Regions from separate parts of the Homo sapiens genome. Here region 2 is linked to region 1. The links are chromatin loops, found by intact Hi-C in ENCODE. Cell type or tissue: transverse colon. All regions are shown on one strand. Region 1 overlaps PIK3C2G (phosphatidylinositol-4-phosphate 3-kinase catalytic subunit type 2 gamma). Region 2 overlaps PLEKHA5 (pleckstrin homology domain containing A5).

Region 1 (2,500 bases):
GTAGTTTGTGTATAAAATATATTTAAATGAGTTATATATTTTGGAACCATGAGCAATTATTTAAATAAAAACTTGATAAGATATAAGAATAAACAAGTTTAGAGACCATGGCTAATCACTTCTCAGATGCAATCTTTCAGTCCCTTAGGTTTTCAATAGCAGCAGAAGTTTTATAGGCTAGTATGTGCTAATGATTTTGTTATTCATTTACTCATTCAAAAACACTAATAAACATTGGTAAGAGTATTAGTGCTAGACATGGGGTAAAAATAGAGATAAATATAGTCATTTTGTTCTTTAAGTTTCTAAACAGGAGAAAGCGTGTAACCATAATGTTTTGTTTTTGCAGTTCTCTTTGCCTAGCACGACTTTTCCCGATTTCCAGTTACCAACTGCTACTTGCCCTTTAATATCATCTTAAATGCCATACCATCTGGGATGCCTTCTCTACCTCACTTGGAATTAGTTGAGTACACCTCCTTAGGTGCTCAGGCAGTTGCCCTTTGACACAACATAGCATCTCCAGCTGAGAGTCTACCAGCCTTGAAATAATATTGCAGCACAATGTTCTTGTATCAAAATTTGCTAAGAATCAATAATATAATAGAATACTTGAGTACCTGCTATGTTGGAGGCCAAATGACTGACCATATTTAAACTGAAAAATAAATGGGAAGATATTTATTGTCTGAGACGATGGTTCTCAAATACTACCATGTATTGAGATCTTCTGGAGGACTTGTTAAAAACAAAGATTGCTGGGTCCCACCTCTTAAGTTTCTGATTTAGTAGCTCTAGATAGGGCCAATATTTAACATTCTTATATCAGTTTCAAGGTGAGGTTCCCAGCACCATATAGGAACTATAATTTGAGAACCACTTGTTTTCTTAGTAACTGCTGAAAGGGATCTAAAAGCTTCACCTCTTCTTGCTCCTGACTATATGCAATCTAATGCAGTCCTGATTGACAGCTCAGGTTTTCTCTAACAGTGCTTAGGACCCCTATGACCTAGGATTTTCTTCTTTAAGTACATCTATTTATCATTAAACCACAATATTACTGAACTAGGAGGCACAGCAATAAGCCAACATGCTGAGTCAGTGAGTCTATTTTACAATTAGGAGGCTATTTTGTATATATGCATTGATATATTTTTAAATTTCAGTAAGTTTTTTTTATATGTACTGATTCAATCTATTATATAGCATGTAACAAAAGAAATTTAAACCATGACTTGAGATGTAATTTCATCTAAAGGCTTTCCCAAGATCCAGTGGAAAAGAAATGTTGTTGAACTGACAGCTGAGAAAAAAATAAAGCTCTTTTGCCCTTTAGTAAGTTCTAGTTACGGGGTTAGCTGTTTTCCTACTGTTACAATGCCTGTAATTTACTTTGAAATATGTCTGTATGTGCAACATGATATTATATATATGTCTCTTAAGTCAAGGTATAACCCAAGTGCTGCTAGCATTTAATCAAGACTGCAGAGTCGAGTCTAGGAATGACCTGTTAATGCCCTAATCAAAGATGCACAATTGGGGCAGTGGTATGGGGAGGGAAAAAGGAGGGGGTTTTTAGTATTCTAATCAAGAAGCCCATTCTAGATGCAGTCAGTACATGTGCTTCTGTTATTCACTCAGAACTTGATAATAGGCATTTTAGTAACTAGCAAACTGAATGTTACAGATAAGTTTTTCTTTATAAAAATGGTGGCTTATTGACTAGTCGCGTTAATATTAGAAATGGGTTCTCATGGGTGACATTAAAGTTATCAAGATCTGAGGACTAGCTAAAAATATTCTATAACTGTTCTTCACTCTTACATCAAAACGCAAAAAATCCAAAAGGCCTTGTACTCTTTACTTTTAAGGATAATGTTTCAGATAAATCACTAAAAGATCCTGTGTCTCTCCAAGAAATCTAGAATATTCTGTTAGTTTGGTGCCTCCCTATGAAATGTAGCATTCATCTCAAATAAGATGAGTCCTTCATACAGGATGATGATATGAGAACCTAACAGTAAAGAAAATTAGAGCTCCTTTTAGCATTCAGAAGTTGTATGTTCTGTGCATATATAGAGTACGTGTGTGTATTTGTGTGATCTTAAAAGCCTTTTTTGATCCACATGTGAGATGGGACAGAATTAGGGTTTAGCATTTCCCTTCAATTTTCTAGGCTATTCTCAGAGCCACTGGTGGGTAGCAGCAAACAGCCCAATAAGAAATCCTTTAATACTTTTTGGGCTGGAAAGTGACCACAGACTGAGACCCTACAATAGCAACCTATGAGAGAATGGCTGTAGTAGAGCACAAGAAAGAGACGGAGAAGCAAAATGGCAGCTATCTCTTAAAACCAGGGGTAGCTTGGGTGATGGCTGCAGTTTTAGACTCCATTTTCTGGTGATAGTAGGTTAGGCCATTTTGTCCAAATATCCTAATGAGAATAATTGAAACAGCTAGACATTTGCTTTTTAAACTTTGCTGGAAAGTGTTAGACAGC
Region 2 (2,500 bases), 700 kb before region 1:
CCCACTTCAACTTCCCCCAAGTAGTAGGTACTACAGGTATGCACCACTATGCTTGGCTAATTTTTAAGAATTTTTTACAGAGATAGGGTCTTGCTAGGTTGCCCAGGCTGGTCTCAAACTCCTGGCATCAAACGATTCTCCTGCTTTGGCCTCCCAAAGTGCTGGGATTACAAGCCGAAAAACTGCGCCTGGCCTTGAATTTAATAGTTATGTGCATTCTGATTTAAAGAAAGCCCAAGAATAAGACTGGGAATTAGAGAGCAGTAGGCCTTTGCTGCCTCCATATTACTTGTCTCAGGAGATCCTTGCATTGTACCAACCTGCAGAAACTGGTAATGGAGGACAGTCAGAGAAGAGGTGATAATGGCAGGGGACAAGACAGGGGTGGGTTGGGAGGACAGGGCTTGCTCCCTCCCTCTCCCAAATAAACTCGATCTCTGCCTGTAACCCAAGCCTTTCCTTGTGCTTGGCCAGGAAGGATGACTCCTTGCCATTAGCAAAGTTGGGTGACAGAACATAAGAGACAGAGAATAAATACTTATATCTGATCATTATAAACAAAAGACGTAGTAATGAAGCTATAACAGCTAAAACACAATTTAAACCAATATTTTAATCAGTAGCTCAGAAACCAATCTCCACCAACACAGCATCAAAGAAACCTGGGTTCATAATGACAAGACAGACACTTACCCCCTGGTTTCTTCTTCATGACCCCTCCCCTTCTGGATTTTAATCCACTGTTCCAACTGCTGCATTGAATTTGTTCTCTGTATGACTCGATCGGCCTCTGTGTATAAGGGCCCTGTATTGGGGCGATTTCCACCTCTAAGATCTGCCAGGCTAACATTGACTATTTTGTTCTCTGAACTGCTCAAGTTGATTGGTCTGTAGTGCACAGTCTGAGCAGGGCATGCTGACCCACTCTCATATTCAGATGGCAGAGAATTCAGCTTTACACTATTAATTTTTGTTAAGGGTCTATCTTGACCATCCTTCTGAAATCCATATTTTTCAGCTTCTAATGCCTTTTTTTCTTCAATTTTGCTCATTTCCTTGTTTTTTTGATTGTTTTGGATCTCTGGTTTAATTAGCACTCTATGGTTGGGAATGTTATTGGTTTCTTTAGTTGGTGCATTTTCAGATGTAATCTTGTCCACTCTGAAATCAGAGAAGAAAATCATAGTAAATCAGATGAAATAATGTACATATTACTTCTGGGATTCAATCTAGGAAAAATTATACTTTACGGGGGTGGGGGCCAGGGGACTGGAAAGGGTCACAGTGGACAAGTCTACACAAATACCCAATGCTGTGATATTAACATTCAAGCACAACACCAGAATGTATAAACAGAAAGGGGGAAAAAGAAAACATAAAGAACTAGAGCGTAAAAAGTGATGTGTGCTCCCACCATTAGGAATCTGAAAATAAAGCAAATTAAGATTGCCTTATGACAGTTAAACCACAAAGTCTACACTTAAAGGACCACAGTAGATAGTCCCTTGAAAGGAGCCACATGGCTCCCAGCCAAGGTTAGCTGCTTGTTGACTCATGAGACAAACATGAGTCTGGTTGTGGAAATGGCTGCAACAGGAAATCATAGTCTGATGCTATCAAAGATCTGAACCATATAATTAACTCCTTTTGTTTGTATTCAAGAGGAACTCAGTATGATTTTAGAGCTCTTGGAGTCTGACTGCACATGTCCAGCTTGCAACTCTGTTCTTACTAGCTGAGTCTTCAGGCAAAGTACAGAACACTTAAAGTGCCTATGCTTCCTCTTTGGTAAATGGGTATGATTGTGCCACCAAGATCAGAGGGTTCTTGTGAGAATCAGATGAGTTAATGAGTGGCTGGCACAGACCTTATTTTACCATTATAATTCCAACACATCAAGCAATCTTGGGTTAGAATCTGGCATCCCATGTCCACCTGGCCACTGAAAGAATGAGCTCGTTAACAGCATGTGTCTAGGTCACTCGACAGTTGTACTTGCTCACTATTCTAGTTGCCATATCTAGGTCTTTCCCTGAGCCTAATCACTTCCAGACTCTGAAAAGATCAAGCTGAGTGTGTGAACCTGCACGAAACTGCCAAGATCATGCCACTCTAGGAGGCCTCTCAGGAGCCAGCCAACCCTCCATATTCCAATAAATAAAAATGCTTCTATCAGAAACTAGGTGTGGTAATGCTGCCAATGTTTATGACGTGTGGAAAGGATGTAGATCTATATACATATATCTGTAATCAACTATAGATGAAGATATCTAGAAGCTTTGGAATATGGTCACCAAGGAAAAAAAATTAAAAAAAAAAGGTGACTATTTTTCTTGGAGTAAAGTTATGAACCATCCATATATTTAGGTTAAATATAAACCATGGCTTCTAGATTGGAGGCAACATTAGACATTGGGAAAATTTACTAAGATAGACTATGTGCTTCTTTCTCTTGAAAAATAAAAGTTGGCCAGGTGTGGCCACTGATGCCTGTAATCCC

The links. A loop is a pair of places that touch in the nucleus more often than their neighbours do. Peaks named below come from ENCODE experiments on the same cell type or tissue, not always from the same donor. Only the 100,000 strongest peaks of a DNase experiment are listed, where the experiment ranks them.
Region 2: it touches region 1 in a loop (5-fold over the local background); 1 of 110 quality-filtered maps calls a loop at or near these places.

The regions. Positions count from the first base shown.
Region 1 is chr12:18,573,593-18,576,092 of GRCh38, reverse strand. The region is part of intron 29 of PIK3C2G (phosphatidylinositol-4-phosphate 3-kinase catalytic subunit type 2 gamma); the gene reads right to left. Among named protein-coding and RNA genes, the nearest start is that of PLCZ1, 160 kb to the left of the region's middle. In transverse colon, no CTCF peak of the experiment used is centred here; no DNase peak of the experiment used is centred here.
Region 2 is chr12:19,273,177-19,275,676 of GRCh38, reverse strand. It overlaps PLEKHA5 (pleckstrin homology domain containing A5), which reads right to left. Exons shown (of 32, transcript NM_001256470.2): 11 at 694-1,161. Among named protein-coding and RNA genes, the nearest start is that of PLEKHA5, 140 kb to the right of the region's middle. In transverse colon, no CTCF peak of the experiment used is centred here; a DNase peak (open chromatin) is centred at 1,536; H3K27ac peaks cover 509 bases.